3 separate regions of the Homo sapiens genome follow, and all the other regions are linked to region 1. A link is an interaction called in ENCODE POLR2A ChIA-PET data of the cell type or tissue named here. Cell type or tissue: OCI-LY7. All regions are shown on one strand. Links, peaks and the distances in the headings refer to the core of each region. The heading gives the core; the rest is flanking DNA.

The links. Peaks named below come from ENCODE experiments on the same cell type or tissue, not always from the same donor. Only the 100,000 strongest peaks of a DNase experiment are listed, where the experiment ranks them.
Region 2: POLR2A ChIA-PET joins it to region 1 with 5 read pairs; 1 of 35 experiments calls an interaction of 5 or more read pairs at or near these places.
Region 3: POLR2A ChIA-PET joins it to region 1 with 6 read pairs; 2 of 35 experiments call an interaction of 5 or more read pairs at or near these places.

What each region holds. Positions count from the first base shown.
Region 1 is chr1:174,260,619-174,271,119 of GRCh38, forward strand. The region is part of intron 7 of RABGAP1L (RAB GTPase activating protein 1 like); the gene reads left to right. Among named protein-coding and RNA genes, the nearest start is that of RABGAP1L, 110 kb to the left of the region's middle. In OCI-LY7, for the core only: no CTCF peak of the experiment used is centred there; a DNase peak (open chromatin) is centred at 4,863; H3K4me3 peaks cover 775 bases; H3K27ac peaks cover 4,610 bases.
Region 2 is chr1:175,668,321-175,678,821 of GRCh38, forward strand. The region is part of intron 1 of TNR (tenascin R); the gene reads right to left. Among named protein-coding and RNA genes, the nearest start is that of TNR, 70 kb to the right of the region's middle. In OCI-LY7, for the core only: no CTCF peak of the experiment used is centred there; DNase peaks (open chromatin) are centred at 4,451 and 5,321; H3K4me3 peaks cover 2,218 bases; H3K27ac peaks cover 3,287 bases.
Region 3 is chr1:174,509,164-174,519,664 of GRCh38, forward strand. All of the region lies in intron 13 of RABGAP1L (RAB GTPase activating protein 1 like), which reads left to right. Among named protein-coding and RNA genes, the nearest start is that of GPR52, 66 kb to the left of the region's middle. In OCI-LY7, for the core only: no CTCF peak of the experiment used is centred there; no DNase peak of the experiment used is centred there.

The DNA of each region.
Region 1 (10,501 bases), core at 2,487-7,486:
CATTTCTCTCTCTGACTAGCTGCCATTATTATGGGTTTTGGTATCACCACATACAGAAATATTGCAAAAGATTTCTTGCATACTAACACATTGATATGTATTTTTAAAGCCTTGATAGTGTTTAAAATACACTATTACTAGCACTGTTACCTAAATGCACTATTACTAGCACTATTACTTAGCACCTACTTGGATGCTTTGAATAGTTTGCTATGCTCAATATTCCAAAGGTGAGAGAAGGGGAAATTTTTTCAGTCTTTGCCATTAGTGCTCTGTCTAGTTGATTTTTTTTTTTGCCAAGTATTACTTCTTATTTCATGATAAAATGATTCAAGACAAATAATACCATATACATTTAGAAAATGGGCCTCTTTATTATTCCTTAACATGAAGAGGTTCCAATAATGGTAGTTTCAGGCCTTGGGGAAGGGTAATCAGGAAGCGATTTTTGGCACCAGGTTTTATGTCTGTCCTATCACTCTTCTCAGGGGTCTGCCCTCATATTAATACTTGTGCTAACCAGAATGAAGTAGTGATACAGCAAGCAGAATATAATGATTAGAGTTGTTATAAGCACACAACTCAATTTGCAGTGAGTAACATGGGCCAACACTGTTGGAAAATAAGGATTTCCATGAGCCACTTCTATCTCACATTGATTTGGGGGGATACAATCATTATATATACATTAGAAAAACATCACTTCTAAATGACAGTGATCATATCAGATCATGTAGTTTGATCATTTGGAGAGTTCAGTGATGTGCCTCTTTTGGTAGCAATTTTGCTTCAGTTTTCAATTTGTGCTTGCCGGCTTGCAGCACAAACTATATAATGAGAAACTGAAGTGATAAGAACCATACTGTGTAGCATGGGTGATTGATAGTACCTTTCCTTGTGTTATTTTCTTGAGGAAAAGATATCCTAGACAAGGAGTACTGAAAAAATCACCCAGGGACTCTCTTCTTCTCATGAAACAGTTTTTTAGTGTGAGTTGACATCACTAAATTTGATGGACAGTAGAATTTGAATTGTTTATTATTTTTTGACTGCTCTAACTTGATGTTAGACCATTCTGAGGGTCTTTTGCTGGATTTACTTAGTACTTATTTTTACTTTTGCCTTAGCAAGTTGTTACAGTTTTATTTAGGTAAAAACTCAAGTTACTATCTTGAAGTTGCCTAGATGTCAGTCTGATTTGGATGTTTTATTCTCTTATGTGAATTAGTACGTTTATGAACTTTTACAGCAAAATAAAGAATTTTAGATGTTATAATAATTTCTCTTAGAGGATATCATTCCTCCCTTTCCTGAAAATGGGAATAGATTAGTGGGATGACCCATATTCTGCATAACATTTTAAAAGCTACCCTGTGAGCTTACTCACTTGTCCTTTTTGTGTTTTCTTTTAAGGCAGTAGAAGGATAACTCTCTTTTTCCATAGGAAAACAGGTATTACTTACTTATACAAAAGTACTTTCATTATTCTCTGTTAATGATTTCATGTGACAATTGATAGAAAGCTATTGGCATTTTCAGGTGAATAATTTGGGGAGTGGATAACTGGAAGCTTCTATCTGACTCTCAGCCTTTGAACTGAAACTTGTAATCAGGACAGAATTTTCAGCATCTTTTCATTGCTGGCTTCTGTTGGCACCCAGTGGGGAGAGGCGGCATCATGGTTTAAGTATTAAATGTGGATGTAGTACTATTACGTTTTTAGCATTGTATTTTAAGAAATACTTTTAAAATATGAGCAATGAAAACATATATTGTTGTCTGTAATGTGTTCTCATAAGTTGATTGATTCTAGATGTTTTGGAGCTCATTAAAAAAAATTCCAGTTTGAAGTAATTGTAGATGCACAGGAAATTGCAATAATAGTATAGAGATGCTCTATGTGTGCTTCCCCATTTCCCCCTATGGTAACATCTTACATAACCATAGTACAGTATCACAGCTAGGAAACTGGCATTGGTACAATTTGCAGACCTCTATTGCAGCTCTTTTTGAATCCTTTTATAAATCACAGTATACTTCTATAATATAAACATTTAATTTATTGGTTTAAGAAATTTGGATATGTAGCCTGGCTGCTAATTAGAAGAGATTGGGTATTTTAACCATATCCTATCCAGTTACCAGGTTATTGCCCCTTGGCTCCAAATCTGTCCTCTTAGCTGATCTGCATTAATGGAGCTTTAAACATTTCTTCTTTGCAGCAAGCACAATATTAAATTATGCCAGTAGAGGGTGTTGCAGGGACACTGCAGGAAGATGGGGTTTCTTTTGTTTCTGATGTGTTACATTTATTGTTTTCTTGCTCTTGCTTATTGTAAGATCCAGGGACATCCAGTGATGCTGTGCTTTTGCTGATGTTTGGTTCAACCCAGCTGTGCACTCACATGCAGTCCCTCCGTGAGCTCATAGCTTTGGTTCTGTCTCAGTGAGGCCCTCCTACAGCCTTCCTGACACAGACACTGTGTGCCCCAGGCCTCGTACCACCCTGCCAGTGAGCTGACTCTGGAAGCCCTGATTTCCTTTGCCCACCTGCCTGCCAGCCTTTGCTGGCTGCAGCCCAGAGGGTTTCCTGCGTGCCTGTGGTCTAGCTTTGCCTGGGCAGTCCAACAAACTTCTTTGCTATTCATTGGGCTGTAATCCTGCCTTCTCCAGTGAGGTCTGAATACCACCTTTGGTGAAAGGACCCAACTTCCACGTTAGTTCTTCTTGTGGTACTCTCCCTTAGCTTTAGGGTTAAATTCTCTTTGTAGTTACTCTACTATGACAGTTAATAATTCTTTATAGTAAATTTTCCCTGTTTAAATTACTGTGTTTTCTGTCCTAATCAAATGCTGACTTACAGTATCTAATTGAATTAATATCTAATGATATTAAGCAGTCCATAAAGTTTCTGATATTTTTCCAGGAAAAACAAAACAAAAAAGTGGTTATTTTAGATAATCTTTTTACTGTCACAGTAATGGCAAGGAAAAAACAACTATTATTTCTACCGTATGTTTATTTCCATTCCACGCACAGCCTTTTTCTTACTAAAGCAAGAAACCCTGCAAAGTAGATTATCTTTTATTTACTTTTTTTTTTTTAACGGGGAGTAGGGAGCTAAAGCATTTTATTTTGCCTTGCTATGAGATCTAGCTTATAATTGGCAACACAAGTATTTGAATCAAGACCATCTTGCTATTCTTCCTAAAGCCTTTTCATTTGACTCTTCTGTATGACTTTCTTTCTTTTTTGGGGGGCCGGGGGATGTTTACAGGGGTCAGTATTAAGTACCTATAAATAGGATATGATTATTTTATTTCTTTAGTAAATATTGTTTAGTTACTAATATTTTATCCGTATTTGTAATAGTAGCATAGTTGTTTTATTCCCTTTTCAAGATCTTTGGATCATTTGAAGGGAAGAGGGAGGAAGACTTAAAAATGTTATTTTTTTTTTAGTAGGACTTTAAGCAATTAATTAAAAGTTAAATATGTCTTATAGGTGAAATTTTGTATTTGTGCTTTAAATATTTGATTTTTAAAATTTTCAGCATATTTTAATAAATTTACTCATTCTTTTTATTTCCCTGGTATTTTTTAAATTTTGAAGTTTTATATATTTAGGTGAATTATTTCATTATTCCACTGTACTACAAGAAACTTAATTCTTTTATAATATGAAATGTCCCTGCTTTTAAGGCTAATTTTCTACTTGTATACTCTATTTTATTCCATTTTGACATCTCAAAGACATTGTTTAAGCAGTCTTTCTTCTACCACACTTGCTTGTTAGATTAGCCCATCCAGTCTCATGACTTTAAATATATCTATGACTGGATGATTCCAAATGTTTTTCTCTGACCTGAGGTCTCCAAACTTATATATTCAACAACTTCAGATCTTCATCTGGCATCTCAAAGTTAATATGTTCAAAAATCAAACTAAAAAATCAAGTTTGACACTGTCCCAAACTTGTTCCTCCTGTAATTTCTCACAGTCTTTTTAATTTGTAACTTGATCTTTCCAATTATTGTAGATGAAAAACTTGGCATTTTCAACTCCATTTTCTCTCACTCTACATCTAATTCTTCATTAAATCATATTAGTTCTACTTCCAACTATGTAAAGAAAGAAAAACCCTAGAGGAAAGGGATTAAAGAAAAAATACGAATAGAAATGGGAAAAAATATAGACTGTAGATAAAAGAAAAAAATTAGAAAAAAAAACAAAAGAAATGACAATCGAGAGAAAAAGAAATAGGAACTCCAAGTCTAATCACTAGTTTTCTTATTTTATCAAAAGTTAATGTAGGTACTTTTGCTATAAATTTTCTCATAAAATTGAATTCATCATTTTTTGCCCATGTTTTGTTCAACCCTATCTACATGTGTTTTATGAGTGATAATCAGGAATCAGTAGCCTGCAAAATGAGCCTTTATGAAGGAGAAAAATGGACTTTTGTTAATCAGCTGTAGCTGTACAGGGGAAGATATTCCTTTTCTTTATGCTTTTAGATGTTTTTGAATTGTGTTTACAAATACATTCAATTGTAAAAATACTTGTAAATTAGCACCCGTTTATTTTGATGCATATAGCTAGTATCTGCAAAAGCCCAAATAATGTATCACTATCTGAATGTCCTGTATTAGTCTTACTGAATGGAAAAGCAAAATAATTGATTTTAAATGTTTTAAGCAGGGATTAAACCATGTCAGACTTTGAAATTTATTGGTTTTCTTGTTATAATCATTTTTAATATATTTTAAAATCTGACTGTAGCTAAGTTCTCATTTTGTATTTGAAGGGAGTTAGTAAAAGTACTCATATTTGGTGGGAGGATGGCTTGAATCAGGAAGTGGAGGTTGCAGAGCTGAGATTGTGCCACTGCACTCCAGCCTGGGTGACAGAGCTGGAGCCTGTCTTGAAAAAAAAAAAAAAAAAAGTGAAGAAGGAAAGCACTCATATTTGAGTTATTCTGCATTTTAAATTTTGACCCTTTATTAATGTGAGAATTAATGGGAACATTATTGCTAAGGATGGTATGGAGGGTTTTTTTGTTTTTATTTTTGAAATTTATTCAATGAAAAATTTTAAGAACATTGACCTAAAAATATTCTTCTTTCTGTATGTTATTTTCTCTGTACTGGTATTTTTTTTTGTTTTTGAAATTTGTTGGTTGAAAATTTAAAAAAAGTGGACCTAAGATATTCTTCTTTTATAGCCTATCTGCATGTTAAATTCTCTGTACTGGTAGCAGCTCTATGGCAGTCCTAAGATCTATTTAGGTTATTTTTTTCTTGGTGATTTTTCCTAGTGTTCTAGGAAATCTAAGATAGATAGTTAGTTACATAGACAGATAGATAGATAAAACGATTTCCTACCTGATGAATGAAAAGAGTAACCAATTTTTAAATCTGGAGAGACTCCTTCTTCCTATTACTGATATCACTGAAGTTACTAGAGTGAAATTTTTAGGATAAATAGCTATAGAGTACCCTCATCTGGGTTTGAATCTTGGCTTTACAGTGATCTTGGTCAAGTTATTTAACTTCTCTGTGCTTCAGTTTGCAATTTGTAAATTGTGAATAAAACTTACCTCTTAAGATTGTGGGGAGAAGATTAGCTAGTAACTGTAAAGTGTTCACAATAATGCTTAATAAATGCATGCTATTATTACTATTAGTGGTACTATTACAACAACCACAGTTAAGATTTTAAGACTATTGGTCTTTTTTGAGTGATAATCAGAAGTAAGTAACCTGCAAAATCTGAGTAGACTGCTACCACTGGAAGGCAAAATCTTGGCTAGAGTTCTTTAGAACCTATGTGTGTATATACAGGCAGTCCTTGCTTTGTAGTTATGGTATACATTATTTTCTCTTACCGTGGTTCAGTTACAACACTAGTCTCCCAAACACATGGTTCAAATTTCTGTTACCATAGTATATTAACAGAGTAATTGCAAAACAAACTCTGCTGTTCAGTCCACAAGTCACTATATACATACATGATTAGTGACCAATCATGTCGCTTCTTCCAAAGTCTGTTGGTGATTGGTCACTGTGTATCTGTTATTCACTTTACTTACAGATAGCAAAGTATGTGGTTGTGTTGCCTCTTTGTCTCTGGTAATAAATCCATTTGACATTTTACAAAAATGGATAATCCAAAGAGGAAATTGGCCAACAAAGCTAACAGTGCTACAAAGAAATGAAAAGTCATAATGCTGAAAGTGAAATTGCATGTAATTTTAGAAGATGCACAGTCTTAGAAGATTTTAAAATGGCAACAGCAAAATGAAGACAGAATGAGACCTAGGCCTGTATAAAGTTGTGATATGAACCATATTGAAAAAGTATGATAAATTTAAAAAAATGATAAAATCACTCCAACATCCTTTAGTTTAAGTTTCACTAGGAACAGAAAGCTGCTTATGGTTTAACTGGAGCATATACTTCTGCTTTGGATTAAGACTGTAATAAACAAAAATTCCAATCAGTTTTGCTAGCATGTCAGCCAAAATACTGAAGTTAGATGCCACATCAAAAGGAAATAGTAATTATAAGGAGACTGGAGATTATGCAATTTCTTTATCTCAATTTTGGGAGAAATATGACATAAAGCATGCAGTTGAAGACATCATTTCAGGGAGCAACAATGAATATTATGTCTGTAGTATAGCAAACTTTTACTTCGCTATAGAAGTAACTTTGAAGGATATGAATAGGACACTTATGGAGATGTAGAATAAATAGCTGTCTGTGGGAGTGTTGACACTGTTGCTATTCAGTGGACTCTAGATATGCAGCCAGATGAACTTTGTGAAGATGAACTTATCAGTGTAAATAAGGAAAGTGGTTGTGATGAAAAGCATGAATGTTCCAGGGGAAATGACTCTGGCAAATTTTTCACATTAAAGGAACTCTTGGAGATACTTCACAACATTGAACATGCAAAGGATAAAGTTTGGAAGTTAATCCAAACTTAGAAAGGAATATGACAGTTTGCCAAGATAGAAAAAATACTTTGTATTGTAAATTATATGAGAAGGCAGCAAGCACTGTTCAATATATTCTTGATAAGTTTTTTTAAATAATTAAAATACTTTAATTTTTGTGCTTCAAACAACGAAGTGCTAAATAAACAATAGTTTTACTTTTTAACAATTGTCCTATATATTTATAACTGAAAGTAAGAGAGTTTTTGAAGTTTGGACAAAAATTTTTAAAGGTTACTGAAGAATCATAATTTTTCCTTTTGAAAAATATCATTTTATATGCAGTTTTGCTTATATGGTTATTTTTGTGGTTCCACACCACTGTACATAGTGACAAATGCCTGTGTATCTTTCTCTACTTCAGTCTTTTTAGTAAGGGAAATAACAGTCTCATTGACACAATAGAAGATTTGCCCAATTATCTTTTTGCTTTAGCCCCTTTGGGGAGACTGACTGAGATTCCAACTTTTATGAAATTATTTAGTTTTAGTGTTTTGCATAAAGTTTTGAAAAACTGTGATTGCATTATAGATTTTCTTATTTGCAGTTCTGTTTTTCCCTTTCTATTATGCTGTCACTTTTTCATTTTTTTTTTTTTTTGAGACGGAGTCTTGCTCTGTTGCCCAGGCTGGAGTGCACTGGTGCAATCTCGGCTCACTGTAAGCTCTGCCTCCCGGGTTCACGCCATTCTCCTGCCTCAGCCTCCTCGGTAGCTGGGATTACAGGTGCCCGCCACTACGCCCGGCTAATTTTTTTTGTATTTTTTAGTAGAGACGGAGGTTTCACCATGTTAGCCAGGATGGTCTCGATCTCCTGACCTTGTGATCTGCCCACCTCGGCCTCCCAAAGTGTTGGGATTACAAGCGTGAGCCACTGCGCCCAGCCACTTTTTCATTTTTAATAATAAAAGTTTAGTACAGCAAGAGAGCGTGTTCTTTTCCTCTCTCTCCTTCCCTACCTTCCATTTTTATCTTCATGGAGATATATGTAATTCCTAATGATTTGATAGACTAAAGGTAAAAGTTTTTAAAAAATTAGTTTCATATTGCAGGACATTAATACAACATCTGTTTTTCTCACTTTTTCCTGCAGTTAAGTCTAAAGCCGTATTAGTGATACAGAGTTTTTGGTATTTGTTCTAGAGGTTAACTTGGTGTTAAAAGCTGCTTAAAGTTCTATTTTGAGTAAACACTAAGTATTACTATGAAAGGGAGAGCTTTCTCTTCTTAATGGTAATGGTAATTATAATAATTTATAATTATCAACTGTTTTATAGTTTACAGTGCCCTTTCATCATGAGTTTTTTCTTTTCTTTTTCTTTTTTTTCTGAGACGGAGTCTTGCTCTGTTGCCCACGCTGGAGTGCAGTGGCGCAGTCTCGGCTCACACAAGCTTCGGCTCACACAAGCTCTGCCTCCCCGGTTCACGCCATTCTCTCGTCTAAGCCTCCCGAGTAGCTGGGACTACATGCGCCCGCCACCAGGCCCGGCTAATTTTTTTGTATTTTTAGTAGAGACGGGGTTTCATCTTGTTAGCCAGGATGGTCTCAATCTCCCGACCTCGTGATCCGCCCACCTCGGCCTCCCAAAGTGCTGGGATTTACAGGCGTGAGCCACTGCGCCACCGCGCCCGGCCAGGAGTTTTTTCATGTCGAGTTTACGTTGACGTAATGAACATGAAAGCAAGTATTTGTACTTCAGAAATGTGGAAAGTGAGACTTTGAGGTTTGTGATTTGCCCAGGGTCTCTCAGGGAGCTTATAGTCTTTTACTGACAGTCCTTGGCAGGCTGTAATGTAAAAGACCATATAGTTTTGTAGTGATAGACATGGGCATGAATCCCGGTCGTGTAACTTAGTAGCTATGTGGCTTTGGGCAAAACCATTGTTTTTGAAAATCAGTTTTATCGTTTGTTGTATGAAGGTTGCTTTGAAATTTAAATGTAACAGTATAGTAGAGCCTGGCTTAAAGTTAAGACATTCAATAAACAATATCTATTATTATGATAATAATTGATATAATAGCATCATCAGCTCATTCTCAGGAGGTTGATTTCAATTTTTCAGTGAAGTCAGCTATTCACTATATTATAAATTATGTTGGATGTCTCTTCTATACTTTGTTGATATTATGTACTTACAGGTATTTTAGAACGAATGATATCAGATTCTAATTGCCTGTTTACTTATTTTCCCCCCCACTATACTGTAAACTCCTTGAGAAAATAGGTGGGATAGCAATTTGCTTTTTACCTTATCTATAGAGTTAATAAGAGACTGTTGAATGCTTTGAACTCCCCAGTGAAACACTGAATACTCCTATTAGGTGTTAATGTTACTAATAATATCTATCTAATTTCTGACACATTATTCCTAATAGATCTTGCTGGCCTCCATAGGAATCCTGGTGTGCTTTAATGAAGTGTAATTTTGAAAATGACTAATACAGCTTGACAGAAAATAATTATGTAATTTAAGTGCTTAAAGTTCATGTATTATACCTTTCCTGTTTGCTAGAAGAGGGAGCAGAGTCCCAGGGGGTTAGGTGCTTTCTCTAAGGTCATGCTGGTTGGTGGCAGGGCTTTTTTTTTTTTTCCAGGCCAGGAAAAGATTAGTGCATTAAAGATTATCAAAATAAGGTGATGAGTATTGCTACTTAAGAAAAATCCAAACCTCTAAGGCTCCTTTTGCAGTACAATGTAATATAGAAATATTATGCTGAGAAAATGTGAAATTTCATCTATTTTATCATTCACCTGGAAGTGCTTGAGAAACAAATGACATTAAACTTTAACTTTTATTATAGCCATCAGAGATTACAAAAGGTAGGAGGGTGGGAGAGCGGGGTGAAGGTTGAAAGATTACCTATTGGTTACAATGTTCAGTCTTTGGTTGATGGGTACTCTAAAAGCCCAGACAGACTTTATCTCTACATAATGCATACATGTAAGAAATCTGCACTTGTAATCCTTATGCCTATAAAAATAAAAATTAAAAAAAATCTTTTTCTGCCTTAAAAAATAAAAAAATCCTTTAAATTTTCAAAAAGAACAAAAAGAAAGAGAGTATACTTTCCAAACTGTTAGCATTATTTCCTAAGGAGGCTGACAGAAGGGAGAAATTATTTTTTCTTTACATACTTTGGTATTTGTTAACTTATTATGGTGACTATATAATGGGTTTGTAATTTAAACCCTATAATATAGAACATTGTTCTTAAAACAAAAAACCATTAGAGATGCAAGCTGAAGCAAAGTATGTAGGGATGTGTGAGATAAATCTGTTCTCATTGACCTAATTTTTTAGAGAGTCAAATTTTATTTCTAAAAAAGAATTAAATCTTTTATTCTTCCTTAGCAAGAATTTAGGGCAGTAGTATAAGAAATAGTACAGTGAATTGCATGATTGATTATTATTTAATTTGTGTAGACAGTGTTTATTACAAGAATTCATAGGAGAGAGATCATAGCAGTATATAGGTGAAATTATGAATACTAGAGTATAAT
Region 2 (10,501 bases), core at 3,188-8,187, 1.4 Mb after region 1:
CAGGTGGCTTTCAGGGCAGTTGTTTGAAGAGAGGTGTCTAAGTGTCATCGTCAGCCCCAGGCTCTGTTTCCTGCCAACTGCTGTGTCCCTGCACCGCAACCCATGCCTGCAATCTGGCATCCCCACAGTAGGGAGGGGGCTCTTCCTAAGCATGGCTGTTCTGAGACTCACCCACTGGGTACTGAGAAGCAATCCACCCTTTGCGGGAGGTAGAACGATGCAAGTGCCCTGAGACTGGGCAAAAGGGAGAAGCAGAACTTGCTGGCTGTCACGAATACTGACACCTGGCATCTCAAAAAGAGTCAGGGACTTACACCGGACACAGCTGTAATGAGCATAAGAATTGCCATTTATTGAACACCTACCGTGACCGGCACCATGCTAATATTACACATATTCTCTCTAATGATCTCAAGAGCTCTACAAAGAAAGCAGCCTTACCTTCCTCTTAAAATTGAACAACTGAGGCTAAAAGAAGCCAGGGACTTACATGAGTTCACACAGACGGCAAGAGATAGGGTTGTGATATGTACTCAGATCTGTTTACACCAAAGCCTGCAGGTTCCCACAGCCTCTTACCTCCTTGGCCTGGTGTGCATAGCCCCCTGGGGTGTGGCAGCCCCACTTGCTCAGTTCCAGTGTGTTGGGCCTCTACAAGGAGGATGATTTCCAAGGCTGAGTGAGAGCTGCACTGGGAGGCAGCTTCCCCTAGGAGCTTGCCCAGCTGCTTCCCCAGAGGCCCTCCTCCTTTGTCAGAATCCAATCACATCAGCTCCTGCCTCAGTTTCCCCATATTCTCCCAGTAGGCAGCAGTGAGAGATAATTCATTATCTCATGCAGGGCTCTGAGTGTTGAAGAGGTAATGATGGTAAAGCATGTGAAAGATTAAATGCGGTAACCATTATCATCACAGTCCTGCTCCAGCTGGAACTCCCTTCTTCTCTGCAATCTAGAGTAGAAAACATTCCCTGGGAAGGCCGTTGCCAGGCACAGGGCCAGGCGCTCAACATGGTTGATGAATGAACAACTGAATGAAAACCTCCAAGTTTGTCTAATTCCACTCCTGGTTATCCTTTGCATACATACTCCATTACCCACATCAAATAGGGCACCCATGCAGTGGTCAACACTGTAGAGTGACTTTGCCCTCCACAGAGCGCCATTGCACCAAGGTTCAGTGATAAAACAGTTAATCATATTTTAGTAAATCTTCAGGTGTTCCTCTCACAGGGCATGCAATTACCCAGATGGATCATTTCCTAGTAGAAGTCCAAGTTAAGGTTTTGCAAAAAGGCCCTACAAGAGTGTTAATGTCAACCATCACCAGCCGAGCCAGGGTTTCCAGAGGGTGCAGTCTGTGTGGGCAGAGAGGAAACCTCTAAGATCTTTCATGCAGAATCAGAGCTGGCTGCAGGGAGAGGGCTTTTCTGGGAGTAGGCAAGAACAGAGGAGGAATGGGTGGTTCCCTTCCAAATACCAATCTGAGTCATTGGTTTAATGATGTCAGGAAAAAATGACCTTTGCTGCCACCTTTACTGCTTCTGAGCATCTCCAGTGCAGGAACAGGGACTCTCTCTGCACCTTGCTTCCAGCACGTGGCACAGGAAGAACCTCAGGGTCAGGCTTGGGCCCTTGGTCCTCCCCAGGGAACTCTACACTCTGTTTCACTGTGTGGTTCACACCATGCCAGGCCTCCATGTATAGCCAGCCCAACCCACAGCATGGCCTCTCCCTTTATCCTCTCACCTCTCCTGCAGTAGTCAGCCAGCAGGAACAGGCCACTTTGAGTTTCCGGAGTATTGGAAAATGCCTGCATAGGCTCCAGATTGAGGTCATGAAATTCATTTCTCTTATACTGAGACCTCAGCCACAGCAATATTTCCTATGTCCAGGGGCACGAGGCTGGTTACTTCATTAACCCCTGAGAGCTGTCAAAGCCCATTTGGGGATTTCAATCACATCAGGATCTGGTCATCCAGGGTGTGAGAGCCTCAAACCTAGGGCAGGAAGTCTGGTGGGAAGAACCTGTTGAGTTCCTGGGACCACAGCATCCCTCAGAAGAGGGTAAAAAAGGCAGAGGTGGGTAGCATCTGAACAACAAGGAAAAAAAGCATTTTAATCCCATGTTGGCAATTTGTGAGCTCAGAGAGTTTGGTAAGTAAGTTTTCAATCTGGTAATTGCTTGTACATTTACTTATTCAGCTATCATTTAGTGAGCACTTACCAGGTGGTAGATGCAGCTCCACACGGGAACACAAAGTGCCACAAGTGATTGAGATGAGCAGGCCCAGGTCGCTGGGGACAAGAGGAGCAGCTGCATAACCTCAGAGGGGAGGGGTTCTCATAAGGGATGACAATTGGGATGAATTTTTGATGACAAATAAAGTTAGGAAAGAGCATGACATTTTCAGGAAAGCGTGAATGGTTTTAGAGAGAGGGGGATGTGGATACGGGAGGGTCGGATGGACCTAAAAATGTGGAAGAGGTCAAATTATCAAACGCTTATACCCTGGACTAAAGATATTAATGTTGTTCTGAAATCCATGGGGAGCCAGTGACAGTCTGAATATGGGCAAGTACAAAATCAGGCTTAAATCTGGGAAAGATCACTCTGAGAGTGCTCTGTGGGGGGTAGGTTGGAGGAAGAATGAGTTACAAGCTATTAAAATAATTCAGGTGAAGGATGATGATGGCTGGAACTCAGGCCATGACATGGAGATGGAGAGAGGAGGACAGGATGGAGAGAGAGTTTTGAGGGAGGAAGAACATCGTGAGTGGGTACTGAACACCCGTAGGGGTATCTAAGTCTAGGAAGAGAGACTGGCCAAAGTTGAGCCCACTGAGGGTGAGAGGTGCAGGCTTGGGGGAAAGACGATGGGCCAGCTTTGGACATGTTGGGTTTAAGTTTTGAGGAGCCTGTGACCACCCAGGTCATGGTGCCTACTGAACTCCTCCTTTATGCTCAGTTCTCAGGAGCCAGGAGATGCAGAGACATAGCCTCACCCAGCAGCTGACACTGTGCAGCCAGGCAGACTTGCTGCCTTTTGGGCAAGCTGGCCATGCTGAGGAGCACTGATCATCCAAGAGTGAGGGAGTGGGGACTGCCCTGACCCTTTCTGGGTTGGCAGAAGCCATTTAGTACCCCTGGCACTTCTACCACCTTGCCAGGGCCCCTGAATGGGTATGGTGATGCCAGTCTTCACTCAGCATCGTGGCAGTGACAGGTGGCAAGGGCATAAGTTTGCTGGATATCATAGTACAGCAAGTGAAATTTGAATCTCAGATAAACAATAAACAAATAAATGTTCAGTATAAGTATGTTTCCAAAATTGTGTGGGATACACTTATACTTAAAAAGTATTCATTGTTTACTAAATTCAAATTAACTGGGTTTGTCATATTTTTATTTGCTAAATCTAATGACTCTACAAGGGAGTGAAGCAAGGCTTACCTCCAGGAACTGATCCTACTAGGCACATAAAATTGCACTTGTGATAGTAGTAGCAACATAATTACTCGGGCAGCCCAAGCTGGCACCTGTAGGCCCTGCCACATGCTCTCCTTATCCAAGGGAGTCTTATGAGCTGTACCTGTGTGTGTGTGTGTGTGTGTGTGTGTGTGTGTGTGTGTTGGAGAGGGGGAAAGGAATACCAATCTTTAACTGAAGGGCACAGGCTTTGGCATCAACACACTAGTTGGCTCATAGCAGAACCCCAATAAATATTTGAATAAAGAGATGGATGGATAGATTCAAATTGCTGCTCCACAAGCAGAATGACTTTGAACAAGTTACTTATCTCTCCGTCTCAATTTCCTCATTAGTAAAATGGGGACATTAAAACCTTCTTGCAGAAGTATTATGAAGACCAAATTTAAAATCTTGTGTGAAGTGTCAAGCACAGGCACTCAACAAATGTCCCATCCCTGCCCTGCCTCCCCTGGTCAGCCAGCTTGCATTCCCCCACCCTATCTACCTGTGGCCAACATGAACCAGGAGATTCTCATGGATATAGCATCCTTCTGTAGTTGCCACCCTGACTTTGGCCCATGAGCTGGGACAACTCAGGGACTGGGCCTGAAGTAGGAATAGAGATGTGCTGACTTCCACCATTTGATTTTATTTTTTTAATGTAGTGAGTAGAAGGTGGGGCAATCACAAGTGTTGTTCTCCCTAAGTGAGGATAAACTGTCTTTGTAAATTAATATCCATTGACTGACAAGCCTTCACTCTCCATCCAAAGGCAGTTTCTGCAGGCCTTCTCAGTGAAGACAGCCACATACAGGCCACAACCTGTGCATTCACAGAGGTGAATTCTAACCAGACAAGAGGATATCCCACAGCTCTTTTTGCTGACAGCACTTGAGAAACTTCCAAACCACTCCCCAAGCCAAATGAGACCTGGGGTCCCACTGTTTCAGGTGTGCTGAGGAGGAGGAAGCAGGTGCATCCTTCAGGGCTTGGGTGTGATTTATCATTGTCATCAGCTTGCATTCATATTCCCTTTTCAATTCTACAGTACCTTCTGCAATGCTGCTTCCTGCTAGGTTCGTCACTACTCTTTTCCCCCAATCAACAGACTCACTTCTTATTCCAAGTCTGCATGTCTCTGCTCATTCCTCTGCTTGGAAATGCCCTGCCACAGCGCTGCTCCAAGGCCTCTTCTGAGTTCCAGCTAAGGCTGAGCAGCATCCTCTGACCTCTGAAGCCACACAGGGCCCTTACCAGTCTCAGAGTTCCCAAAGCAGGTGCATCTGCATCCTTCACCTGGGTCCCTTACTAAAATCTGGTTTGAGCTTACTAAGAAACTAGTTCCTCTGAATGCCTTGTCCCCTCAACCTGAATGGCAAGCTCTTGGAGGGAAAGGCAGAATGGGACGTTTCTTTCCTGTCCTTCTCAAGCCCGAGCCTGCACTGACCCAGGAGGAAGCACTCAATGGATGATTAGAGAATGGATGAAACAATGGAGAGCCAGCACCAAGCATGTTCATTTGTCCCGAGAATTAGCATGGCTGCAAGCCTTATGGGGAGGCAATTAAACAGACAGGGATCCTGCCCTTCAGGGGTTTATAAACTAAGACAGACAAGATGACTCTGATAGAGAATGTAGAAGCATTCAGAGGAATGAGCAGGTGCTGGATAAACAGTTAAGTGTTTGCTTTATGTGGAAGTAAAGGGGCAAGCATATGTAGGGTGCTGGAAGAATAAAAAGGGAGTCTCAAATGTGAGCTCATTCATTTAGTCTTTCAACAAAGGCTTCTAAGTGCCTCCTCTGAACTCAGCTCCATGCTGCTAGCTGAGGATGTGCGGATGAATGAGTCTTGCTTCCTGCCCCTCAGGGCCTCACAATCGAAGTGAGTAAACACTTCCCCTCATCCAGACAGAACAAGACAGCCTTCTTTGCAAGGTCAGATTTTAAGATCTGCTGGTACGGGAGGGTAGAATTAGAAAGAACTGAGAGTGCAGGGCATTTTGGCATGCCAATCATAATAAAAAGCAATCAGTGTATAGTTATTACCGGTCGACAGAGCCACAAAAGATGCACCCAAAGAACAAGAAACTCAAAACAACAAAAAACCACATCGGAAGACTTGAAGTGGCTAAGTACATAGTGCCATCCACCTAGGAGGTGCTGGAGGCACTGATGCCTAAACTTCCCCTTCACCCTCTCACTGCAGGGCCCAGCACTGTGGAATAATAGTGCTGTGTGCCTCAACTCTTCCCCATCCTGGTGGCAAAGAGGAAACAAGGGAGAAGGATATGGTGGTGCAGGGAACTGGGGGAGTGAGGGTCTAAAACCAGGTGCCCATTAAACAGGGCCTGTGTGTGCCCAGCTTGACCAGGGAGGAGATGCAAAGGGAGGAGTCCTACCTGGGGAAAAGTTAAAGGAAAAGGGAAAAGGGCCAAGGAAGTGTAGAAAGAAAGGCTGGGGATGCAGGGATGAATGCTCATTTTCTTTTCTTTTTACCATGAGATAGCTCCCCTCCTGAGCAATTCTGTTTAAAATGGAACAGAAAGACATAGCTCTGAATGGCAGCTCTGGCGTGGAGCTGGACCCCTGGAAACCACAACCCAACTCCATCAAAGTCCATTCTTTATATTTGAGCTGAAAAGCCTCCCACCAGGCTTAAGCTGTCAATCTTGCCCTTCTCTACCCTGCAGCCCATCTCACTTCACTACATGCACATGTGCACATGAATGTGCACACACAGCACACATGCCCCATACTGGCCTTACTACATCACTCTGTGGGGTTAGGGGGAGCAGTATGTTGGAGACCAGGGTGGCCAACCAACCCCTTTGCTAAACTGAGACAGTCCTGGGCCATCTAGACGCTTGTTCACCCTACAGTAGCCTGACTCCTCCAGGCTCAAACAGCAATGTCCTAGCGCCAGGCCAGGTGGCCTCCCTGGGTAGTTCCTCCCCAGGTTCCCTCTGCCTTCTCAGTCCTGCTCCTCTTATGCATCCCTTGACAGAGAGGAGAGGACCAGGCCCCCCAGCATCAATCTGCTGGACTTCAGAAAACCTGTCCTGCTGTGATGGATTTTTTAATTGGATTGTGACAAACATTTAATACCTAATAGAGCTCTTACCCGCACAGCTAATTAAGAATGTGACTAATCTAATTTAGTGGGAGTGCAGAAAAAAAGAAGGAAAAGCCAGGAGAAGGGGGAGCAGGATTTGGGGAGATGGGGGTGGCTGGAGTTGCAAAATGACTATTGAGCTTATTTTTTGTTCAGGGTGAGGTGGGGACTCTGACATATAATGTAGAAAGATTGCATTAAGTTTGCAAGACAGGAGCAAAATGTTGGCAAGTTGCAGAGCAGCCAGGCAGACAAGGACCTCTCTTAGCTTCTCACTCTGTCCCATTGTGCATATCGGCTTGTCGCCGCTGGCTTGTTAGCAATGCCTGAATGAACGGGCTTTGTGGATCCTCTAAAGCTCTATGGATAACGGCTGAGTATTACAAGCCTCGTTACTGAACCTGCCTCACAGAGGGTAGCACGGCTTGGCACTGCCAACCCAGAGCCAGTGGGCCCCGTAACCCTTTGTGGAACCCCACTGTCATGGCAGACAGCAGTGTGAACACAAATATTGCATTCATGACTCCCCTTAACCACACAGGTGCATGCACACACAATCGCATTGTGTGAGTGTGCAGTGTATACATGCTCCATAAGTGTATGCTGTACACTTCAAGCATGCAGGTATCATGGTGGTTCCACACAGCAGAAATGCATGCAGAAGCATGTAAGGTGTACACACAGATGGAGTTACCAGCAGAGTAATGCACATGGGGCATATCTGCACATCCTTCATAGGTACATGACCTGAACATAGGACCCCTTCTGTCTACGAGAAAAGTTTATCTCTTCCTTAGCCTTGCTGCTACCTAAGCAGGAACCTCCCACTCTCCCCCTGAGGTCTAAGTGTCTGCTTTCTGGGTGGGATGGGGCATAGCTATTAGACAGCTGTCACTTTCATTCTGGCAGGTAGCTCCATGTACAGGGGTGGGGAGGGGGCTTCTGGGAGGACGCTGGGCTGGTGTTCTGTGACTCTAGGCAATGAAAGATGCCCTGGAAACACTGGATTCTGTCAACATCACACCTGATTGTGGGGAGGATGTGAAAGGGAGGGCTCAGTGTCAGGGTTACCTTTCAAAGGGAGTGGTGGGGGGAAATATTAATCCATAATATGCATGGTGCCATAGTAACTGCTGGGGAAGAAGAACTATTTTGAGTTTCTCTGTGTTGCAGCACAGTGCAGGCACTGCACTGAGCTTTACAAATGTACAGCTTTCATATTCTGATCTTTAATGGCAGGTGATAAGATTAGGGCAAGAAAGCTGCGATTTAACAGTTTCCAGGCACTTGATATCTCACCAGAGCTCAGCTACCAGTTGTCTGCATTAATCCCCAAGGCAAACCTGAGAGGCAGGTGGGTGGAATTGAGCTACCTTTTATCTCAGAAAAGGGAAAAGCCAAACCCCTTGAACATCAGTTTCTGGAGGGCAAGAGGGCTCTTTCCCCAGCGTGCACCTCACCACCTCCATACTCAGCTCCGAGCCAACTGAAGCCCTCACTTTAACTGTCCCTCCAGAGAAAGGCCAGGGCACCTCCCAGCTAACCTGGTGAGTGTTGAGACCAGCAAGCGGAGCAGGCCATGCAGACCTGGCTGTGTGTGCAGAGTTGGGACAGCTGGCAGAACTCTCATTGGAACTGAAACAAAGGACAAGTCTCCCAATAGGACTGAAAAGAGATTGGGGATGAGGATCACAGCTGGAAAGGCCAGAAGACTCACCAGCAACAACCAAAAATGCTAGAAAAGAGGAAAAGCAGCCAGAAAGGGAAAAAATCCTATTTCTCCCTTCCTTCTACACTTGTCTACTCCTAGTCGATAATTATTCCTTACGTTGGTATGGGCATTTACTATTCTCAGAAGCTTTCACATATATGGAACTCTTGAATACAAATGCCACAAAGAACCACGGGACTCTCCTGCACACAGAGCTAGTTAGAAGTGGAGCTACAAGAAGAACCCAGGACTCCTCGATCTCAAACAAGAGCTAGCTCCTCTACACAGGACCTCACTTAACCCTCCTGCGACACTGGGAGGAGGCAAGCATTGTTCCCATTTTCCAGGTGAGAGGACTGGGGCTCAGAGGGTAAGTGACCAGTCACACCTGAGCCCACTCAGAAAAGAAGTAGCCGAGATAGGATTTGGGGTTAAGTGTATGCAATCCCAGGGGAATGCTTTTTCTACTTCTCCCTTGCTGGGCTACTGTTCATTGGCAAGAAGTATTAAGAGAGGCTGAAGAAAGAAGGGCTGGCATATAACTGGAACATAACTGCACTGCTGTTCCTTAACTGCCAGATGGCATGCTGTGCTGGCATGCAAAACTGAGGGGAGTATGTCAATAGTTGTAACCAGAGTGCATTCAGTGAGGATTTCCTGGGTGTCTTCTTCTACCTCTACCTCCCCTTTGGCCTCTAAGCAACTTTCTTAGATTTCCCTCCATTGCCTCCTAGTGTTTCTGCTCCTGGGCACTGCTGTCTCTCTTTGGTTGGTGGAGGCAAAGTGATCCTCTGTTATTTTGTGACTTTGCTTTCTGGAAGTAGCCACAGGAGGGAGAAGTCATCCTCACGAGGGACTCTCCCATCAGAGCACATCACTCCCTCCCAGGGCTGGGCACCAAAGCAGAGACCCTTTCACAACAACATCGACAACATTGCAGGCCTTTCTCTGCATTAGAAAACCTCTTAGCAATTGCTTCCGTAACAACTCTTTCCCAGGAGGAAAAGCCAAGACAGGCAGGGAGGAGAAGAAGATGGAGAGAAGGTACAAGGAGAGGCAGAGTTGTGGCAATGGCAGGCTCAGGCTAGAACAAAGCCGTGTTTACCACTTCCTGGTGCAGTGACCTTAGCCAAGGCAGTACACATTTTGAACTTCATCTATTAACTGGGAATTAAAAATCTCTGCACACCTCGCTGGATTCTAAATAATAGACAGGAAAGAGGTTTGAAAACGGCAAAGGGCTACCGAAATGAAAGGTGTTTTTATTAAGTAGAGAAGAAGGAAGATCAAGAATGACAGAGAGAGGAAAGAGAAGCCAGGGGGCTAGGAGTAAGTGCCAGCAGGAATGAGTGCTTTCCCACCGAGAAGTGCATTAGGCACTGTCAAATGTTCATTCTGTTCTAGACAATCATAAAGAAAAAGCTGTTCCTAATGGGCATCAATTATAAGACTTAAGAGTTTGTGGCACCTGTGATTGGGTTATATCATAGCAATTCTTTTCATTATTTCCCCAGCCCCAGCCTGGTACACAAAATTTCCCATTTCTTACCCTCAGCCATCCTAGAAACAGCATCCCTTCCTAAGGATGAGGGAGGTGGCGTTGAGTACCCCATGGAAGGTGGGCTGGGGTGGAATGATGGAATTTTGTGCTCCCCAGACATAGGTCTGCCTAGTGGGTGGGTAGAGGGGGCACGTGTTAAACACGCAGGTTCCCTTGCCCTACCCTGTACCCACTGAATTCACATCTCCAGAGGACGGCCCTGGCATCTGTATTTTTTTAAAATACACAGCCACTTTTGAAAACCACCACTTTATCTCATGCCCTCCCAGTCACATGGGCCAGTCTGCAGGCTTAGCTGCCTTCTCGTCACCCCTCATTTCACAGAAAGGGGTCTCCTCTGGAAGACACAGTGCTGAGATAATCCTGACTCCCTGCCCTGCCCACCTCCCCTGTCTGCTTCCTCTGGCCAGATATCCTTCCTCTGACTCAGAGTCCAGGGAGCTGTATCTGGGAGTAGGCTAGCTTGCAGCTTCAGGGCATTGACCAAAGAGAGATCTCAAAGACAAAGTCCAGAGGCAGAGGTGACATTGACAGCTAAATAAGCAAAACAAAGAGCCTAAAACCAAAGGGCTTGGCAGAGACAGGAAGACCAAGTGGGAAGGCATAGTGGTCAGGGAGGAGAGATAGAGAATCCCTGGGGCCTGTGGC
Region 3 (10,501 bases), core at 3,309-8,308, 250 kb after region 1:
ACCCTTTCTTCATTTAAGTTCAATGCCGTACATTCAAATAAAATCTGTGTAATCAAACTAGCCCATTAAGTACTACTGAGTGAGATAAATTGTAATACCTATTCTATATCCTTGCAAAAGGGAAATGCATGTTATCTAGAAACATAACAGCTTATAAATTAAAAACATTCATTTTTCTTCTCTTTTGTCTTATATCAACTTTTTGTATATTTATATACATAATCACCTAACTCCTACCTCCTCTTCTTTCTTCCTTCTTCCTCAGGTAATGTACAATAATACATTATAGTAACCAAAATCGAGATTGCTGGATTTTTTTTATGTTCTTAGCTCTCTGACAAAGAGAGCTTGCTTGCCCTTTTTCCCCCCAAATCTTAAATATAGGCATCTTTCAATGAGTTGTCTCAGTCCCATTTTTTCCCCCTGTAATCCATGCCTTGGTAAACCTTTATTCCTACCACAACACTTTATGCAGTGATTCCCAAACATATATTCCTGGTCAAGTCTCTTGGACTCCAAAATTGTATTTCCAGCTGTTGCCTGGATTTCTATATTTGAAATGTAATGACATCTTAAACTAAATGACTTCAAAGTCAAGAATCATTCTCTAGTCCATCTAATCATCCCACCTCCTCTTCACACAGCCTTCACTACCTCAGTTCATGACACCATCAGTCACTTTTGAACAACTTGCCGCATTTTACACATCCAACTAAAGTCATGTCCGTTCTACTTATGTAACATCATCAAATTCATCTCCTTCATTCTGTTCTCATTGCCCTTGCTGAGGTTGAGGCCCACATGTCCTCTTGCCAGGAGTATAGCAGTTGCTCTTGATCTTCACGTGCTGCTTCACCAGTCCATTCTACCCACAGTTCATAGATGTGCTTTCTTAAGAACTGGACTGGTAATGCCATTACTCTAAAAACTTCCACTGGACCTTCGCTGCCTCTTAATCTAAGACCAGAATTTTTAGCTTCATTTGCAAGGCCTGTCCCAGTTTAGCTCTTTAGCCTCCTTTTGCATATATGCCATACTCTAGAAAAATGGAATGGATTTTTCCCCCTCAGATACGTTATGTTATTTTCCATCCATATGTCTTTTCATAATACGTAACCTTCATGAGGGCAATGATTTTCTTTTAATCTGTTTTGTTTACTGTTTTATCCGTAGCAAGTAAAACCTATATGTCACACGTAGCAGGTACTCAGTAAATATTTGCTGAATGAATAGGTAAGTAAATGGATAGAAGAAGAATTGGAAGATACATTTCATGAGACTCACCTATTCCTTTCTGACTTTGGGTTCTGAGCAAGAGTCCTGTATCTTCTCAGTAAGTTTTCTTTGTTTATGCTAACTTAAGTGAATTATATTACTTCTAATCTAATGATACTTTACTGAGACAGCATAAAAAAGTTAGAATGGCAACTTGGATAGAGGGACTTGGTTTAGAGACCTGTTTCATTTTGAAAAGGTTTCTCTCAGCTTTGCTTTGTCATTTACATAGTATAAATGAACAAAACCCCACTCAAAGGTCAGATATCCCACAACCCAAACATGTACTGAAGGAAGAAACATCCTGCTTTAAATGGAACAACAATACTATGTTTTTGGCTGCATGTAACAAAGAAATTTAATAAGAGAGTCATGTATTAATTACAGACATATTTATCCTAAGATACTAATTTATATACTAATTAGTTGATTTTCAAGGCAAACTAATTTGGTTGTTTTTCAGGCCACAATAAAACTATCCCCAATATTTTGTATCCACATTCATTTTCTTAATAAATGACCAAAACTTTAGGCAAGAAGCAAAAGCAGAATCATGATGAAAATGTGATGTCAAAACTTTGAAGTTTTAACTACTAGTTATGTTTCTTAAGGAATCAAGACCTGAGATGGGGGACTCCAGATTCATAACCTGATAAAGTATTTTCAGGTTTGAATAGATGTTTGAAACACCTTTAAAAGCCAACTACATAGCTTCAGTTATGTGGAAGAATGTGATAGATAAAGGACAGCTTAGATTTTAAAAACAAAGTCAAGAAATAAATGTGTCTATAAGGTACATAAGGCTACAGATTAAGAAGGATGAGACCTGTTTCTTTACCAACCAAACACTTATGCAGAGATATATGTTTTCAGTGAAACATAGGTGCTGATAAATATGCAATTTTCTTTGGTTATAAAAGATTCTAAGGCTCATAGGTATTGCTGAATGTTTATAATTAAGTAAGCTTACTCTAAGAAGCATGAATTTAGAACACAAGAAACTAAAATAAATTAAGCCATAATTTCTGCCTAAGAGAAATTAAAAGTTCATGCTTTTTTTCATGACTACTGGAGTAATTGTAGGTATACTGAGCATGCTTCTTTCATTTGATTTAATTTTGACTCTATCAATCTATGCCCTGGTTAAAACTAATTCTCTCCTAGTGGGCTTTTCTTTTCTTTCTTTTGTTTTTTTTTTTTTGAGATGGAGTTTCACTCTTGTTGCCCAGGCTGGAGCGCAATGGCGTGATCTTGGCTCACCACAACCTCCGCCTCCCAGGTTCAAGCAATTCTCCTGCCTCAGCCTCCCAAGTAGCTGGGATTACAGGCATGCACCACCACACCCAGCTGATTTTGTATTTTTAGTAGAGACGGGGTTTCTCCATGTTGAGGCTGGTCACGAACTCCTGACCTCAGGTGATCCACCCACCTCGGCCTCCCAAAGTGCTGGGATTACAAGCATAAGCCACTGTGCCCGGCTGTGTCCTTTTCAATAGCATGTAATTTTCTTACATATTGTGAAGTGTTTTAGATGATTTTTTCCAATCCTTTATTTATTTAATATTTTGCTTGATAAAGTATAATTGTACATATTCATGGGGGTACATAATGATAGTTTGATCCACATAATGTATAGTGATCAGGGTAATTAACATATCCATTGTCTCAAACTAGATGATTTTTAATGAATAATAAACTGATCTTATTTCTAACTAGTTAGGAAAAACAAAGAATTCTTCATTATATTTATGCACAACACAAGGGTACTTATGAGAAGATAACACTTACCATCTGGGACACAACATTTCTACCCTAGTATTCTATTCATGGTGATAGCTAATAACTGACACTATTCTCAGGGACAGTAGCAGTGGTAGTATTGCCACTATTATAGCCCCTACTCTAGTCACTGCCTTCCAGCAAACATGTTCTTGTTATATATTTTCCAATTAACACTTACATAATGTCTGAAATGTATGGTGGTAGGTGTTTTAGCCTGTTTTACTTCAAAATAGGAACGTAAGGAAGATAAACATATACATAAGAAGTGAGTGTTTAAGCCCATACTAAAATTTACATGTTATACTTTAGCACAACACCTTCTTCGAAGTAAAGGGGACAACTGAAATGTATCATCTTGCCATGTATAAAAAGGCATGTTTCAAAGCATAATGACCACACTGTAAGCCTTCACTCTTTCTCTAATCTTCTTTAAATTTGCACATGGGTAACAGGTCAGACATTCAGAATAGTGTAGCCAGGTAAATCAGAATTTTCATTATCTGGATTTGTATGCCTCACTGGGTGCACTGGGGGAGGCCTCTATGACAAGCATGTTAAATGTGTACTTTTCTGGAGCCCAAAATGCTGAAGACATTGCTTTAGCCTAGGTAATTCTTCTCAGAGAAGAATAATTATTTACACATGTACACATACAAAATTATATATGCTGTTCAATATATGTTTTAAATAAAGAGATATACATACAAATTTTCTAGCTCTTGCTTACATTTTTCATCTATAGTGCTGTAATGCAATGAAATTAAGCCTCTCTGGTAACTGCAGTTCTCCCTGAGAATAAGTTTCTGTTATAGTACCATTATGCTAGAGGGTCCCACATATGCCTGAAGGAAATACTTTATGACAGTTGTTAATATTATAGCCAAATGATGCTTTTATTCCAATTTAATCATTCATAAAAGGCACAAATAGCACCTAGTAAGTACTTTCGTTTATATTTTCCCGTGCTTTTAAAATGTTGATTCTATAGCATCACTCAATATTAATATAATTTTAAGTATTATTTACTTGTATTTGGTTTGAAATATAATGTCTGCCACTTAATGGATTATTTACTACCTGAAAAAATAAACTTTGAGGCCAGATGCAGTAGCTCACGCCTGTAATTTTAGCACTTTGGGAGAATAAAATTGCTGAGGCAGGAGGAACGCTTGAGGCTAGGAGATTGAGACCAGCTGGGGCAACATAGTGACACCCTGTCTCTACAAAAATTAAAATAAAAAAAAATAGCCAGGCTTGGTGATACATGCCTGTAGTCCAGTTACTCCAGAGGCTGAGGTAGAAAGATCACTTGAGCCCAAGAGGTTGAGGCTGCAGTGAGCCATGATCACACCACTGCACTACAGCCTAGGCAACAGAGCAAGACATTATACCCCCAAAAATAAATAAATAAAATTTGAGCCTAGTAGTTGTTGTCATTTGCCACTTTTCTAGACTAAATCATTATTATAAGCTATACCATATTACTGACATGTTTTGATTAATGTAACAAATGCTTTTCCAGCTTAACATTTTTCACAGCTTATTTTGATATGGAATTTCTCTTAATGTTATAGTAACATCTAAAAATAGTTTTATTTAGATAAATTTCTTTAAAATGTATAGTACAAATAACATCTTTGTTAGATCTGTAACTAAGAGGCAATAAATTTGAAGCACACTCCATATGAGAAATTGTAAAGCCAAACTAACAAAATCGTGATTACTTTGGGATGACACAGTGTCATGAAAGTCAAGAGGAGAGTATCATGAAGACTGAAAAGTGATAGCACTGAATGCTGCTGTTCTTTTAAAGATGAAGGTTCAGCTATCAGAGCAGGAACCTAAGGGCAAAATCTGAAATTAATAAATCAAGAAATAGCAATATAAGCATATGGCTATTTAGGAATAATTATTACTATTAGATAAGAAGTTGCTTCTGGAAAGAGGACTCATGACAACAATGGAATCATGGGCTGTTTTGTGATACTGGATTTTTAAATCATGAAGCATGTGTTATATTTTAAGCCAAAAAAAAAAAAAAAAAAAAAAACTGGGGAGGGATCTTCGTGTTGGTAGGATTCGTTTTCCACCTTTAAAAATTTAGGTAAGGAAAGTGGGATAGAAGCCAGACTTTAAGGAGACAAGAAATGGAAAGGAAGTAGAACAGCAGCCATAGACTAGTTCCTCAAGAAGCTTGACCTGAAAGAGTTATGTATCAGTTAAAGACCATGAGATAGAGGAGGGTAATCTGCTGTAAGTTATAACTTACACAGTTTGCTGATTTTTATCATGAATTAAAAATATGTACTTGTTTAAACGTTGCACTGCCATTTACCATTTGCTAAGTAGATGCATAAGAACATTGAGGCCAAAATTACAGTCCCAGGAGCCTCAGTTTCACTGTGGAGTTTTCCCTCAGCAAATGTTTGCTTTTGCTTGTCCTTTTTTCTTAGCTAACCTTGGTTTCTAGATCAAGATGATTTTCCTTCTTTGTTTTCACACAGCATATTCAATTGCACCACACTCTTTTTAATCACAATTCTTTCTGATGGGTTTTTGATTGGATCCAAATTTGCAGGCTGGGCCCTGAGAATCTAATTCAGTCTGTTGCAGTACTTCTCAATCATTTTAGTCTTAGAACTGCTTTATATGCTTAAAAATTATTGAGGGCCCTGATAATTTTTGTTTTTGTAGGTTTTGTCTTTTGACATTTTCCATATTAGAAGTCAAACCTAAGAAATTTTAAAAATGTTCTTTATTTAAAATAACATTATTCATCCCATTATATATTAATATAACATTTTTCTGAAAAAGTTACTATTTTCCAGTATCAAATAATTGAAGAAGAGTGTATATTTTTTCCAATTAAAAAAATTCTCTTAGCAATTTTCAATGCGTTGTTATTTACTATAGTCATGGTTTTGTACAACAGATCTCTTGAATTTACTCCAACTGAAATTTTGTATCCTATGAAGTAGTTACTATAATTACAGATAATCAGGAAAATTGACAAATATTAAGAACAACTCTCATTCATTCAAAATATCCACCACTTTTGGGAAGTAAAATTATCTGCTCTTGTAATAAAATTAGATAAAATCTTAAAATCAATTAGATAGTACTTGAGCTATTACAGCTTTGAAAATGTGTGTCCCTGTGTTTGTGCATGCACACACACTGAAGTATAATTTATTCAGAAACAGGGCTTGTTCCCACTTGGCAGGAGTGTTGATTTTCTAGCTTATCTGCAGTTTGAGGTAATAAGTCTAACAAGTTTTGGGAGATCTTAAGTATTATACTGTAGTTTGAAGACTGATTTGTTACATTTGCAAATTGGTTGGTTTCCACATACAGACCTTAATACACCTACCTGTGTTAGTTACTTTCTAAATGTTTGTTATTGCTACAACCATACTTACGTGTTTCATTGAATTACAAGTTCCTTAAGAACAGTGATGGTATTTTAAAAATCAGGAGTAGCCCACCATGACTAGGTATATGGTATTGAAGTGCTCTCTGCATATTTACTGACCCATAGTTGGTAGATAAGGGTTACTATAAATAGAAATAGTCCGCCTTATTGCCGATAATGGTGGTAAAGGCATAACTCTGGAAATTATTTTTATTTTTAAAATAAAAATGATAGAATGAGCACTCTATCTTAAGTTGGGTCCTACTATGATATTTGTAACTTAGATCACTTGGAGACATTTCTTAGGTACCGGCTAATTATTTGTTAATCAAAATAGGAGCCAAGCTTCTAATAGAAGTGTGTAAAAAACAGTAATAATGATAGTTCCTGGAAAATCACTTGCAAATATTCAACTGCAAAATAAACTTAAGAACTTTTATTAACAATATAGATTATTATGAAAGTCAAGGGATGAAAACTGAAGCTCTACACACACACACACACACACACACACACACACACACACACACACACGCTTTGAGATAGGGTCTCGCTCTGTCACCCAGACTAGAGTGCAGAGTGGCACAATCACAGCTCACTGCGGCCTCGACCTCCTGGGCTCAAGTGATCCTCCTCCCTCAGCTTCCTGAGTAGCTGGGACTATAGGCATATGCCAAATACATCTATACATGTAATTTCCAGAGTTATCCCTTTACTACAATTCTCACCAAAAAATACAAAAATGCGACTAATTTTTGAATTTTTTGTAGAGATGGGGGTCTTCCTATGTTGTCTAGGCTGGTCTTGAACTCATGGCTTCAAGTGATCCTCTCTCCTTGGCCTCCCAATGTGCTGGTATTACAGGTGTGAGCCACCATGTCTGGCCCTGTCTTTTTCAATATTAATTTGAAGAACATCCTTGAATCAATGACTATTACTTGAATATAAAGGCCAAATTTAGAGTTTATCAAGACTCAATAGATAATTACAGTAGATAATATTTACTGAGTACACACTGTGTGCCAAGCACTGTGATACATACTGTATGCATTTTCACATTTAATCCTCAAAACAAGTGTGTTATAATTAGGGCTTAGCAAGGTTTAATAACTATTCCTAGTTAAGTGGCAGAGCTGAGAGTTGAACCCAAGAATTTGAACGGTGATTTTTAAGAAATTATTGATGTTGGGAGGCTGAGGCAGGAGAATCGCTTGAACCCAGGAGGCAGAGGTTGCAGTGAGTTGAGATCGTGCCACTGTACTCCAGCCTGGGTGACAGAGCGAGACTCTGTCTCAAAAATAAATAAATAAATAAATAAATAAATAAATAAATAAATAAAATAAATTATTGATGCTTTGAAACGTATGTTGTTAATATAGTCCTGTATTCAAGTGTTAGCACACAATTATTTTAAAATGTGGAGCTCATCAATTATTCCAAAGAGAAACTTGTTATAAAGTCCCTAAAATTTCACTAAGGGGAAAAGCTCAGATACAGACGTGAATAATATTTCACTAAGATATAAGATTATTAGCATGAATGAGATATTATGGGGATGCAATGTAACTTAACCATATGTTATTAAAAGTGTTTTTATTACATTGATGAGTTATACATTCATGGGAAGTATTTATTTCATATGTTTTGTAGGGAGAAATTTAAAAGGATTTGGTTAAATCATTTTGAGGACATAATTTGAGAGAAACATACCTTTTGCAATATTTTTATATCCCTGAAAATTTTTTGTTAAAAGACTCCATCTTTAAGAGAGCTAGAGATTCTCTCCTGGAAAGTGACTAGACCAGTGATAAAACATTATAGATCTGGAGTGAACAAATTATATCACTGCAGTTCTAGGGGGGCTATTGATATAATTTCTAGAAAGGGAAGTTTAAAAAATGCCTGTATCCATAGAAGTAGATTCTGTAGAAATACACTGTAGAAGTACCTGTTAAACTTCTCCCTTCCTTATTATGAGGTAAAAAAATCAACTATAGCTATTGAATGTAAATGCTATTTGATTATAGTAGACTCTTCCAGATGTACCCCATTCTACTCAGTACATCTGTTTCTTTCACTAAGCAATGTGTTCCACTCCTGAAGAATGTTTGTCTTTAATGTATCACATTGAAATTCCTTCTTATTATTTTATACCTTTACACAGTTGATATTGTTTTGGTTGTTATTTTGCATTGACATAGTTCTTTATATTTTCAGTGACATCGTTCTTTATATATGCTTGTTAACATTTGGCAGTTAAGCATATTACTAAGTTTCTTTTTAATGTTTTTAAAGCTAGTTAAGAGTTTTAGGAAAAATATTTTCTGGTGTCAATGGATACAGAAGGTTAAATCATTTGTCTTTGTCTTGAAAGACTTAATCAGAATTGATATCATTATATCAGTGGTTTTCAACCATGGTCGTACATTAAAATCGCCTAAGGGAAGTTAAAAGCAAACAAAAATGCGCATTAAAAAATGAAAACCAGAAAACAATGCCAGGACCTGAGATTCTGGTCATCTGAGATTCTGATTTAAGTTGTCTGGGACAAGGTCCAGGCAAGAGTATGTTTAAATTACTGCCCAGGTGTTTCTGATATGTGACCAGGTTTGACAGTCACAGGATTGAACTATCCGTATAAAGCCTCCCTCAGTATCTAGGGGGGATTGGTTTCAGGACGCCCACAGACGCCAACCTCCAGGATGCTCAAGTCTCTTATATTAAATGGTGTAGTATTAACATGTAATCTACACACATCCTCCTGTATACTTTAAATTATCTCCAGATTGCCTATAATACCTAATACATTGTAAATGCTATTTAAATAGCTATTAAGTGTATTTTTGTTTGTATTTTTATTGCTGTATTGTTATTTTTTTCCTGAATATTTTCAATCACTGGTTGATTGAATTTGCAGATGCAGAACCTATGGATTGGAGGGTAGATTATATTCTGTGTTCATCTCCTCTTGGGTGTTAAATATACATTTAGTACAGCCATGTTGTACAGTTCAAGGAGATGCTGTTCACATTGTGTTCTATATGAATGGCACTTCCTTCAGGAATGAATGGTGCCTTCTGGAAGTTGGCTGCTAGTTGTATAAATAAGCTAATGGCTTCAGTAATTGCTGTTAGAGGAATATGCATTATGGCAGTAGCCTTCTTCACTTCCGGCGTACAAATGATTGCCTTGACAGTCACTCTCTATTTAAAACTGGTCAGATGTATATAACAGCAAGACCAGAAAAAGTTTGTATTTTACAGTAGCTGAGGATTTCAAAGTTCCCAACAGGAATGATGGGAGCTGTGTATGAAATTAAAATTTGCTTGAGGTTTCAGAACTAAGAGCATGGGAAATGGTTCAGTATAATTTTTTCATCATTGCTGTTTATGGAAGTATTATGGAAAGCTGATTGCATTAGGCAGGGTTCCCTAGAAAGACAGAACTAATATATATATACACACACACACACACATACACACACACACACGTTATATATAATATATATGTATATACTTTTTGTTTGTATTTTTGTATAAACTCCCATGTGTAAATATATATATATACACACACATACATATATATATACACACACACACACATATATATATATTTATGTATATGAGTTTATTAACTTACATGATCACAAGTTCCCACAACAGGCTGTCTGCAAGCTTGAGGAGCAAGGAGAGTCAGTCCAAGTCTAAAAACAGAAGAACTTGGAGTCCGATGTTTGAGGGCAGGAAGCATCCAGCATGGGAGAAAGATGTAGGCTGGGCGGCTAGGCCAGTCTCACCGTTTTATGTTTTTCTGCCTGCTTTATATTCGCTGGCAGCTGCTTAGATTGTGCCCACCAGATTAAGGGTGGGTCTGCCTTCCCCAGCCCACTGACTCCAATGTTAATCTCCTTTGGCAACACCCTCACAGACACACCCAGGATCAATACTTTGCATCCTTCAATCCAGTCATGTTCACACTCATTATTAACCATAACATTTATCTTTCTAAAATAGAACAGGAAAATATCCATGA